Linked DNA regions of Homo sapiens: region 1 is linked to region 2. The links are chromatin contacts, found by Hi-C or POLR2A ChIA-PET in ENCODE. All regions are on one chromosome and are shown on one strand. Each heading gives the region's core, a stretch centred on a gene start or an enhancer-like site at or near the end of the contact. The rest is flanking DNA. Distances are from core to core; before and after follow the strand shown.

The links. Hi-C counts contacts between places; a loop is a spot of excess contacts on that map. ChIA-PET counts read pairs that join two places held with the same protein, here RNA polymerase II (POLR2A). Pooled maps may share reads with other maps.
Region 1: a loop to region 2 is called in a pooled map, with 6 times the contacts of the local background. The contact joins two enhancer-like sites. A Hi-C loop is called at or near these places in 1 of 37 single-sample maps with no recorded cell type and 3 of 50 pooled maps. POLR2A ChIA-PET finds 5 or more read pairs at or near these places in 1 of 52 experiments (H1).

What each region holds. Positions count from the first base shown.
Region 1 is chr14:30,607,678-30,613,485 of GRCh38, forward strand. It overlaps G2E3 (G2/M-phase specific E3 ubiquitin protein ligase), which reads left to right. Exons shown (of 15, transcript NM_017769.5): 12 at 211-392; 13 at 4,530-4,702. Among named protein-coding and RNA genes, the nearest start is that of SCFD1, 12 kb to the right of the region's middle. Within about 2 kb of position 3,225, at least 3 of the 41 ENCODE cell types and tissues checked have a DNase peak (open chromatin) inside an H3K27ac peak, as active enhancers do.
Region 2 is chr14:30,267,172-30,272,963 of GRCh38, forward strand. No RefSeq gene overlaps it. Among named protein-coding and RNA genes, the nearest start is that of G2E3, 290 kb to the right of the region's middle. RefSeq lists enhancers at 3,322-3,823, 5,373-5,792 and a silencer at 3,625-3,674. Within about 2 kb of position 3,625, at least 3 of the 41 ENCODE cell types and tissues checked have a DNase peak (open chromatin) inside an H3K27ac peak, as active enhancers do.

The sequences.
Region 1 (5,808 bases), core at 1,975-4,474, 340 kb after region 2:
ATGTTTTCTACAATAGATTTTTACTTTATATTCAGAAAAATGTGTCTTTTTTTATATTTTAGGTAAGATCTATATTTTCTACATAATGATAGCTTCTAAGAATTATATTTATCTAATGCTTAGATTTTTGGACTAATTTTTAATATAAAAAATGATGGTTATCTTATAATAATAGAAGTGTATTTGATATATTTTCATCTGTATTTACAGCTCTGAAAGAGAATCTTTACTATGAAGCTGGCAAAATGCTTGCCATTTCTTTAGTTCACGGTGGTCCTTCACCTGGTTTCTTTTCTAAAACCTTGTTTAACTGCCTTGTTTATGGACCAGAAAATACCCAGCCAATTTTAGATGATGTTTCAGACTTTGATGTGGCACAGATTATAATCAGGGTAAGCAATGTATCTGTTTATTAAAATGCACACTACATTCTAGGTATCTTTTAATGTAAATGACTGATCTGCAATAAAATAATAGTATTATCTATGAAGGAGTTAGGGATTGTAAACATATATTTCTGTTTACCAGTGGAGTTCTGAACCAGTTAAAAGATAGTTTTAAAAGTCAGATGGCTGGAGATTAAAGTGCCACGTTTAATGTTGGTAAAACCAGTTGGATAATGTGATTTTGGTCTGTGTTCACCATGGCTTGTGAATACTCCTCAGAAATACATGGATTTGCCTGCCTTGCTAGAGACAACGTGAGGCAGATTCCCTATTGCAAGCTAGAAAGCAGATGAAAGTGCACTTTGATGGAGGCCGATGGGTCTGAAGAGAGGAAGGATTTGGCTTACCAGTTAGAATACTTTTCCTTCCTTCTATAGGGAGGTATGAATGATAGATGGAGAGAAAGACTAGGCTGAATTTCTTCCAAAGGGAAACAAGTGGTAGGGATCGGGGAGGACTTAATGCGTCCGCCTAAAAATAGTTCATTTATTCAGCACTTATAATGGGACCTGTACTAAACATGTCACATGTGCAAACACTCATTTATCATAATGCCATATAAGTGTCATTGCCAACATGTTACTGCTTTAAAAACTGAGACAATGCAAGCCATTTAACTTTTCTTCCTTAACCTCCCTCCTACTTAAGCATATTCTATCCATTGTCTCAATTAACAGGCAGTGTTGTTTAATGATTAAAAGCATAGGCCTTAGCCAGGCGTGGTGGCATGTGCCTGTAATCCCAGCTACTCTGGAGGCTGAGTCACAAGAATAATTTGAATCCGGCAGATGGAGGTTACAGTGAGCTGAGCTCACACCACTGCACTCCAACCTGGGCAACAGAGGGAGACACTGTCTCAAAAAAAAAGCACAGGCTTGGAAGTCAGATTTTACTTTGAATGCCAACTCTTATAACTACTATATGTTGTGTCACTTTGGGCATATTAATCTTACTAAACCTCAGTTTCTAAATCACACAGTAAGCACTATTGAAGTGTGAGTTGCTACAGTGTATTACAACAATTCTGTTTATTTGCCCTAAGACTGCTTATCCTAACATCATGTTTTAAATTGACCCTTTAATTCTTCGTTTTTCTTTTTGTGCCCTCTTTACTAAAAAAAAAGTATATTTAAGCTTCATTGTCTCTACTTCGTATTTCCTATTTATTTCTTGTAATCAGGCTTCTGTCCCTACCACCAGTCTCAAGTTAGCTAGTTCATAGTTTATATCCAGGGAGCTAAATATCCATGTCCAAAGGCCTTTTCTAATTTTTCATCTGCTGTGACTTCTGCAATTACCACTTAGAATTTCTCTGCAATATTTTATTTAATATTGTACTTCCTCCTACTTCTGATGATTCTCTCTTCTTTAATGCTTCTTACTTCTTCTTACCCCTGAAACTTAGCATTTTTCAGTGTTGTCTTAACAGTCATCATTCTTTATTATTTGGAGAGCTTCTTCTCTCCTGTAATCTTTCTGAATGATTTACAGACCTGTATTTTTGAGCCCCCGGACTTTTATATACAGATAAGACCTGGGTCTTGCTAGCACATTGAGTCTAACATGTTTAAGATAAAAATAGTATTTTTCCCAGAATTTTTTGTTTGATTGTTTTTTGTGGGGCTTTTTTGTGTTTTTACCTGTTTGCCTTTTCTTTCCAAGAGACTTCTTACTTCCAAGCTGTCTTGGAGAGTCATTTTCATACTCCTCCATTTTCCAGTTATATGTCAAGTCACCTGCCTCTAAGACTGACTTATTGTCAACCTTTCCTTCCTGTTTCTAGTGTGCCTATTTTACCAAACTCAAATTTTCCCTAGGCTTAGACAATTAGAATGTTGTTCTAATATTCTTATTTGGGATGATTCTTCCAAAAGTACAGTTTTGACCATATTGCTTTCTTCCTCAGGAATCCCCCAGTGGCTTCTCATTGCCTGTTGAACGAAGTTGAAGCTCTTCATTAGGGCATTTAAGACCTTCACCTCTCTTCATGGCTTTATCTACTCCAGTTTCTGTACTTTTTATCCAGTGTTTGTTCATTTATTTAAGAAATACTATGTATTCTGTACTGTTTTGTTACTAAAGATAGAGTAGTGAAGCAAAGTATCTGCCTTCTTGGAATTTACATTAAGAGAGAACACAGAAGATAAACAACAAATGTAATATGCCATCACGTAGTAAAATGTATTATAATGCTAAATAAAACAGAATATGGCCGGGCGCAGTGGGTCACGCCTGTAATCCCAACACTTTGGGAGAACAGGTGGGTGGATCACCGGGGTCAGCAGTTCGAGACCAGCCTGGCCAACATGGTGAAACCCCATCTTTACTAAAAATACAAAAAAATTAGCCAGGTGTGGTGGCGCGCGCCTATAGTCCCAGCTGCTTGAAAGGCTCGCTTGAGCCCGGGAGGCAGAGGTGGCAGTGAGCCGGGATCATGCCACTGCACTCCAGCATGGGCAACAGAGTGAGACTCCATCCCAAATAAATAAATGTATACATAAATACATACATGCATACATACAACAGAATAAAAGGAGATGGATAAGGGTTGGAGTATATACAAGTTAGGTTTTAGGCTAAACTTCTGTATCTCATAGACCCAGAAAGACAGTGGCTCAAACAAGGCAGATGTTTACTGTTCTGTAAAATCCATTGTCTAGATTTTAGGGTAAGAGTTGGCAAAAAATGGCCTGTAAGTCACGTTCTGGCTTGTTGCCTGTTTGGTAAATAGTTACATTGGAATGCAGCCATGCCCATTTGCTACTGATCTGACTGCTTTCACGCTACAGTGGCAGAGTTGAGTAGCTGCAACAGATACCATATAGTTTGAAAAGCATAAAATGCTATCTGGCCCTTTATACAGATGGCCCTCTGTTTTCGAGATAGAGTTGTGATTTACAAAACCGTCTAAGGACTTGAGTTCCTTCCTCTCATTATCGTGTAACACTTAGCATTATTGTTTGCATCCACATGGTTGAAGCTTGCTCTTAAAGGAGAAAAGTGGAAGTTGAGAGCAGGGAAGTTTGACATGTTGTTTTTACTTACATCCCATTGAACAGTCATGTAGCCCCACCTAGCTGCAGCAAAAGTTTGGCTATGTGCCCAGCTGAAACTCAGGGTTGAGGGTTTGCAGGGATGAGGCAACATATACCCAATTATTACTCCGACAGGGTGTAAAGATAGTATTTTGAGCAGAATAGTCATGAAAAACTTAGGAGATTTCAGCAGAGATTTTGAATGAATGAAAAGAAGTCATGTAAATCTCTAAGAATGTTTTAGGAAAAGGAAATTGCAAGTAAATTTTCTGTTAATGGATTGTTTCCTATTTTTAACTTTCTCCATCTGTACCTTTAAGAGCTAACCTGTATGAAAGTGTCTTGCACATAAATGGCCAAGTATTTCTTTGTTTATGCTGTTCACTAAAATATTCTTGATAAAATTCTGTCCATCTTTTAATTCTCAGCTGTTACTCTTTTTCATGAATTCTCAGGTCATCTTTCTTGCCTATCTAGTACTAGGTAACTTTTCTCTTTTTTTTTCTTTTCTTTTTAAGAGATAAGGTCTCAGTCTGTCACCCAGGCTGGAGTACATTGGTGTGATCATAGCTCACTGAACCTCCAACTCCTGGGCTCAAAATCCTTCTACCTCATCTTCCAGAGTAGCTAGGACTACAGGTGTATACCACCCACACCAGGCCTTTTTTTTTTTTCTTTAGAGGGGGGCTAGCTGTGTTGCCCAGGATGTTCTTGAACTTCTGGCCTCAAGCAGGCCTCCCACCTCAGCCTCCCTAGTAGCTAGTCTTACCTAGTGCTATATAATTTTTCAATGTCAGTTATTTCCTTTTTTATAAATAGTTTCACGTAGTAAAGTGGCATTATACTCTGGATTTCTTGAAGGCAGAAATAGACAAATTTGTTGAACTGGATGATCAGACATTTATTCTAGAAGAATATTTCTTGGTTTACTTTTACTGCACCCATATGTACTAAGAAATTTGAGTATAAATTAACAAGTATCATTTGAAATGTGCATGTCACTCAAAAGTAAATGAGTAAAGTGGCTGTATTTTCTCCTTCATTACAGATAAATACTGCAACAACTGTAGCTGACTTAAAGTCAATAATAAATGAATGCTATAACTACCTTGAGTTAATTGGATGTCTCAGACTTATAACGACATTAAGTGATAAATATATGTTAGTAAAAGACATACTTGGCTACCATGTAATTCAGAGAGTCCACACACCCTTTGAAAGGTAAGTTGTTTCTATTAATATATGGCTCTTTCAAATTACATGTTTAAAGTGGTTAATTATCTTGTAATGTGAGATATATTTGGTAATAAGTGAGATGTTTTTCTCAGAAAAAAATTTAAATGCTATTTTTAAATAATAACTTAAGCCTTTTTAGGATGGTTACTGTTCTGATCATTTAATAAGCATTGTGTAGGTCGGGCATGGTGGCTCACTCACACCTGTAATCCCAGCACTTCGGGAGGCTGGGGCAGGCAGATCATTTGAGGTCAGGAGTTTGAGACCAGCCTGACCAACATGGTGAAACCCCGTCTGTACTAAAATACAAAAATTAGCCGGGCGTGGTGGTGGGTTCCTGTAATCTCAGCTACTTGGGAGGCTGAGGCAGGAGAATTGCTTGAACCCAAGAGGCGGAGGTTGCAGTGAGCTAAGATCATGCCACTGCACTCCAGCCTGGGTGACAGAGCAAGATTCCCTCTCAAAAAAATGAAAAAAGAATTGTGTAAATGTATGATGCTTTCATAGAAATAACCACTGCTTCAGATTATAATTTTTTTCTAAAAAATATTCTTTTTAAAACTCTTACCACATGAGCCAACTATTCTGTCTCTGTGCATTCATTTAATAACTATTTATTGAGTACCTTTTATCTGCTGGGTAATACATATATTGACCGTTCTTTGATTAACAAGGTATGTATGATTCCTGCTGTCCTTTAGTTTAGAACACTGGTCTAAGTTAGACAACTTATGTATCTCCTTACACTCTTACAATTTTTTTAAACAATGGAAATACACATATGAAAGTCTGTAATCACCATCCAGATCTAACACTTATTAACTTGTGCCTGTCTTGTTCATCTTTATCCTACCCTTGTTATTGACTCCAGTATTATTTTAAAGCCAATACCAGATATCATCTCAAACCTGATAAATTCATTTAAAAAAAAGTAGTATCATTAATCCATAGATTTAAATATATTTGATGTGTTTAAAATCTTTATAGTTACTATTACTACTGAAGTTTATATGTCTTGGACCAGTATAAGTCTCTTTATATTATTGTTTTTAATTCTTTCGATGTGAGCCTTAATGGTCTTTGTAAGCTTT
Region 2 (5,792 bases), core at 2,375-4,874:
CTCTTCAATAATCTCATCAGTATTTCTGAAAGTTAAGCATCCTTAAGTTCCTTATTGAACCCCCCAAGAGAAATAAAGGCACAAATTTGCCTTAGAATGGATTCTTTTTTAAAACCAAGCAGGAATGATCATTACAAATTTAGCTGAAGAGTCATGCTTGGTCATTTCCTGTTTAACCTTAATCTACAAGAAAACCATGCATCCCAGAGATGGTTGGGAAGTCACCCTCAAGACAAAATGTTCTGGTTCCCCTCCTCTTGACTGTTGACATTTATGAATTAGCTGCAGTCTGTAGCTGAGGTCCAGAGCCACTCTGTTCCTGAAGGACTTTTATCCTCCTACCTAATCAGTGATTTTGTCGTCTGGACAGACATCAAGTTTGGGCAAAAAGGCTCACCAATAATGCATTCTATTTGGCTATAGGTGACAGCAGGAGCTAGTAAAGAAATCACAGTAGGGAACACAGCTGAGTGTGGGCATAACAAAATGTCCTTTATTTACAGGAGCATAACCTGTAATATGCAGTTTCAACATTGAGGTACACCAGAGCACGTCTAAAAGACTGCTGGTTCTGTAATGAAAATTTTGAGTGATTCCAAAGGTCTAGGGTCCTCTGTACTGGGTGATTATTATGAACTAACAAGGCAGTGTGATTATTCCACCTCAGAATAGTCATACAAATCAGTGGCGCACTTCTGCTTCTGCCAACATTTTCTGTCCAGGGCACTGTAGTTCACAACTGTCACAAAAGTACTTAGTTGCTTTCCTAGCTGAAAGTATGGCAAAAAAACCGAGCAATTTTGTTGTTCAAGAACTGGCTTCTTTATAAACTTCATCTCACTCAAACATCTCCCAAAGATCTACAATTCGTGGGTGAAATCCATTTGCCTCCTCCCTCCCCCAGGACAATTATGAGTTAACATGAAAACAAAGACTCAAAACAGAAATAAAACCTGAAATAAATCACTTGTATAAATGGAGAGATACAACTTGTCATATTAAAAATCTTATAGCCTAGTCTACAAAGAACAATCTTATCATTCTCTATCCTATCAGAAAAGATAGGTACATAAGAGGCTGACCAATTTATTATAAACAGGTCTTTTTATGCTAGACTGATTGCAGAGATGTTACTATAACGGAGAATTCTGAAGAGGACATTAAAATGCAACTACAACACCAAATGGAGTAGTTGATTTTTCGAGCTTTATTCAGACTGAATGTGACAGTTCTTTCTGCATATGGAAGTCCATGGGTGGCCATTAAATCAAACTGAGCATCTTACAAGCCTATTCATATTGACCAGAGTATGGCGGCTCATTTAACCAATTCTGCCAGTGCGTATTGCAGGGAGCTAGAGGGGATGTAAAGAGCTCTCCTTGATTACAATGCTCTCTGTGGGACCACAGGAGTTACCTACCAGCCCCCAACACTCAGAAATTCTGAACCAAGCAAATGACAGTACATTTTTCTTCAGCTCACATCCCTTCAGTGAGATTCAAAGTCAATCATATGAATACCAGTTTGTAATTTCCCCCTGCATTTTAGGGTTAAGAATTCCAAGGAGACCCCCAAATTTCTATGATGTTGTCCTGTTCCTTGGCACAAAGCTTGCTGTGACTCTACTGTGAAGGTGTGCCGTGAGCTGCAGTGGATATCCTGACTTCCCAGGAAATTGAAAAGAGCTGCAAGACTGGCTTTCTTGACAGCGAGTATCTATAAGCCTTTCCACTGTTGGTGAAGCAAGAGATTTCAATGTTCTTTTCCTTACAAAATTCCAAATTAGGTGATTCTCCCAGCCTGAAACTTTCTTGAGGCTCAGAATAGGGCTCTTACCTCTCTCATTTTCTCACCTTGATGGGCAGACTATGTCAGACTACTCTACAATTATAATTGCAATTGATTGTATTTCAGGTGAGTTCTGTAGAGTAGACAAGGAAATGGAACCGTTTGTTATGTTAAGAACTTAAAAGTTAAACAGAGCATATAGTCTCCATCAAAGAACCGCAGTGAGAAAATACACACCAACTCTATCCCTGCTGCCTCTATTGAACTCATTTTGGAAGATGCCTTTAGATAGAGTGAGTGACAGCCAAGTTTCGTACTTAGAGGATGAATTGTTTATGAAAACATCTTGAGTTCATTGATGATCAATTTTAATGAATTAGGTAATGAATTGATTGTCCTTGAAAATACTATTTGCATTTGAAAAAACAAAGAGATATATATTGTTACTATTTTTGGGACATATATATATATATATATATATATATATATATATATATATTTGTTATATATATTGGGACTATATTGTTACTATTTTTTCTTTTTTTTGGTGGAGTCTCACTCTGTCACCAAAGCTGGAGTGCAGTGGTGTGATCTCAGCTAACTGCAACCTCCACCTCCCAGGTTCAAATGATTCTCCTGCCTCAGCCTCCCATGTAGCTGGGATTATAGGTGCATGCCACCATGCCCAGTTAATTTTTTTGCTTTTTTGTATTTTTAGTAGAGACAGGGTTTCATCATGTTGGCCAGGCTGGTCTCAAAATCCTGACCTCAGGTGATCTACCCACCTCGGCCTCCCAAAGTGCTGGGATTACAAACGTGAGCCACCATGCCTGGCCTTGTGAGAGTTTTTTGTTAACTGATTCTGAAAACGGTTAGAAAACCTGCTTGAGAAAAAATGGTATGCAGCCACCCAAATGTCTGCTTCTTTAAAAAATACTTAAGGTCTTATATACTTCTTAAAAATTGGCCAGTGACCAAACTGCAGAATGCTTTACAACAAACAGCCACTAGTTCATACAGGAGACATTTATTGAGCACCTACAACATGGCAGCCAAACATCGTGTTAGGTTGGGGATCCAAAAATTTAAAAAACATAATCCTCAAGAGGATTATAATATCGTGAGGAGAAGGGCATGTGAATAAGCAATACTATAATGTCCTTGATATGGGGGAAAGTTGTACAAAGTGTAAGGACAGGATCGTAAGCAAGTCCTTAATAATAACAGCTAACACTCACTAGTACCGTCTATATTCCAGGCTCATACTACTAAATTACCTCATTTAATCCTCACAGGAACCTTACAAGGTGAGCACTGTTTCCGAGGGAATCAAAGATGGGTGATGTAAAGAGTGACAATCAGGCTGAGGCAAGGCAACGGGTTAGAGGGACACGACTGAGAAGTAGGCGTAGCTAATGAGCAATGTGCTGGGTAGAGTGGGATGAGAGCTGAAATGACGCTTAAGATACAGGCACAGGAAGGGACCAGTTCATTCAGTGCCTTGGTGACACCCGAAGGAAGTTTATCTTGTAGACGATGGGGAGCTGATGAAGAATTCTGAGCATTTATTTGGGCTTAATCCCGTTTAATACAGCCAATCAACTCGTGGGGGAGGCTCACAAAGACAAGGGTAAGAATTAAGTGCTGAGGTTGTCCATCGAGGCATCAGCAAAATGGAGGAAGCTGAAAGACCTCGGAACACAAGCGTTTTGCTTGGTCACTAAGCCTAGACAAATGTAAGTTTCCCCGCCCCAGCTCCCCTCAGCCTGTCACACAAAAGCGTTCACATCAGCAGTCGTCAGCGGCGATGTCAGGCGCCGTGTCGTTCTTCAAACCCTTGGGAAAGCTTTAGCTTCTCAAGCCAATTGCACTGCATTGTCAGTAGGGGTGTCCGTGAGCTCCCCCTCGTGGCTGAAGGCCAGCATCTCTGTTAGGCTTAACTGAGCCCAGTCTCCCTGCCTCTGAGCCTGGCCACTTCCCAGGCCAGACGTGGAGGAGACACTTGCCGCTCAGTGCTGTCCAGAGGAGCATGATGAAAATAGCTGGTGTCTTGGCTATCCTGGAAATCTGAGCGACTCCATTTAATTCTCCTACGAGGGCCAGGCGAGGTGGTCTTTGACTCAGCTTCAGCACTCCATGGAGGGCCCTTGGCCTAACCATGAGAACGAATTCCAGTTGCAACCAAAGCTTGTTTGTACAGTGAAATGAATAAATGTGTTTAAACCTAGGTTCTGACTTCTTACCAGTCTGTGTTGCTAAAATACCAAAGAGTAATTATAACGATATTTCTAGTTAACAATTTTTGTGTGTCTGCTATAACATTTAAATTAGACTAAATTCAGCTGTTTGAATGCCCTCTGACAATATTTTTTCTCTCAGCTCCATGACTGTTTTATCACTCCATACTCACTTGACCTAATCGGCACCATCCTGCACTCTGAAATGTTTATACTGTTAAATGAATTTTTAATCTAACTTTTACAGCATTCAATTTCAGTTTCATCAGCCATCCACAGTGTAATATCTAATGTTTTAAAATAATCTAGACAGTTACAAAAGGGGAGGGGGAGGGGGAAAATCGTCGTGTTATGAAGCAAATGATTAATTAAAGCAAATTAAATTCTGGCAGCTCTTGCTATCATTATCATGTGTTCCCCGACTAGACTAATAAATCTTTGTTGAGAATGTGTGCTTTCACAAGGTTCAAGAGTCACCTGGGAAAGGCCATTATTGACTAATATTTTTGTATTGCTGTTAGTTTTATTTTCTAATACCCTATAGAATAACAGCTAATCTTTCTCAAACATTTAGAGTGCATTCATAAATCCCACTTTGCTCACTCTTTAGAGGTAGGTTTGAGAGGGGGTGGGAAACAAAATGATTTCTCTGTAGATGCAAGTAAATTACAATTAAGCAATACAGCTAATATGTCGGCAAATGCTGGAAAACCTAAAAAACACTATACTTTGAGCGCCTGCTGCATAATGCCGTCATAGCTGGGGCACAGTCCTGGGATTTCAGCAGCTGCAAACCTTCTCCAAACTGCACAGAAAAGCAAGAACAGCACAGCTCTCCTCTATTTTAGAGGTTTGCCTTCTTTCCTTTCTTTCCTAGGATCTGGCACTTCCACATTGAGGCAAATAACAATGCCGAGGCAAGCCGCTCTCTCTAAATCCAACCAAATGCTGCTGCCATGCAAACTAGACAGTCTGCGTTGTTTCTGAAGGCACAGAAGGGAGATATTGACAGATATTTCAAGAAAAGAGCCACATACTTGCCTTTATTTAGACTGTTCAAAGTGCTGTCACTTAAATCAACCTTTAATAATTTTTTTCTGATCTCAAATATTGCAGTTTTAACATCCATACAATTCATTGCTTAATTTGTATGTTTTAAAGTATATTTCCTACAACTTTCCCATTTGCTTTTCCTCTAGTTTAACCAGTTGTGTCCTTTTCATCCAAATCCTAGCAAATGCCAGTATCAACTGTAAGCTCAGTTCTCCATGGTCTCCAGTTACTGCATGTCACATTGTCTTAAAACTTATGAAGAGAAGGCACAGATTTATTTGAAGTCTGTGATACTGTGACAGAAAAAAAAGAAACAGTTTTATAACAATAATGTAAATACCAGGTCTAAATTTATTTTGAGGTTTGTTAAATGGGGTGGGGGGAGCACAATTCCCAAAAGCGAAATTTCAGATTGTAATGAATAATCACATGCCACTAAATATTTGTGCTGGTTTTGAGACAGCGTGCCCCATAAAACTCCAAGATGTGGTCGAATGTATTAATGTTGCTCTAGACAATTCAGGTTTCTCTATGTATTTAACCTCCACCCCTGCCATGGCCTTGTTAATTTTGATTTCTAAGTGACTTGGGTACGACTACAAAAACTAAACATATGTTTAAATATGTACATACAGGCATTCCTTTTTTGCCCTTTCTAACTGCAGATTATGACGTGAGCTATGATTATCCATCAAAGTAATTTCCTCTACCCAC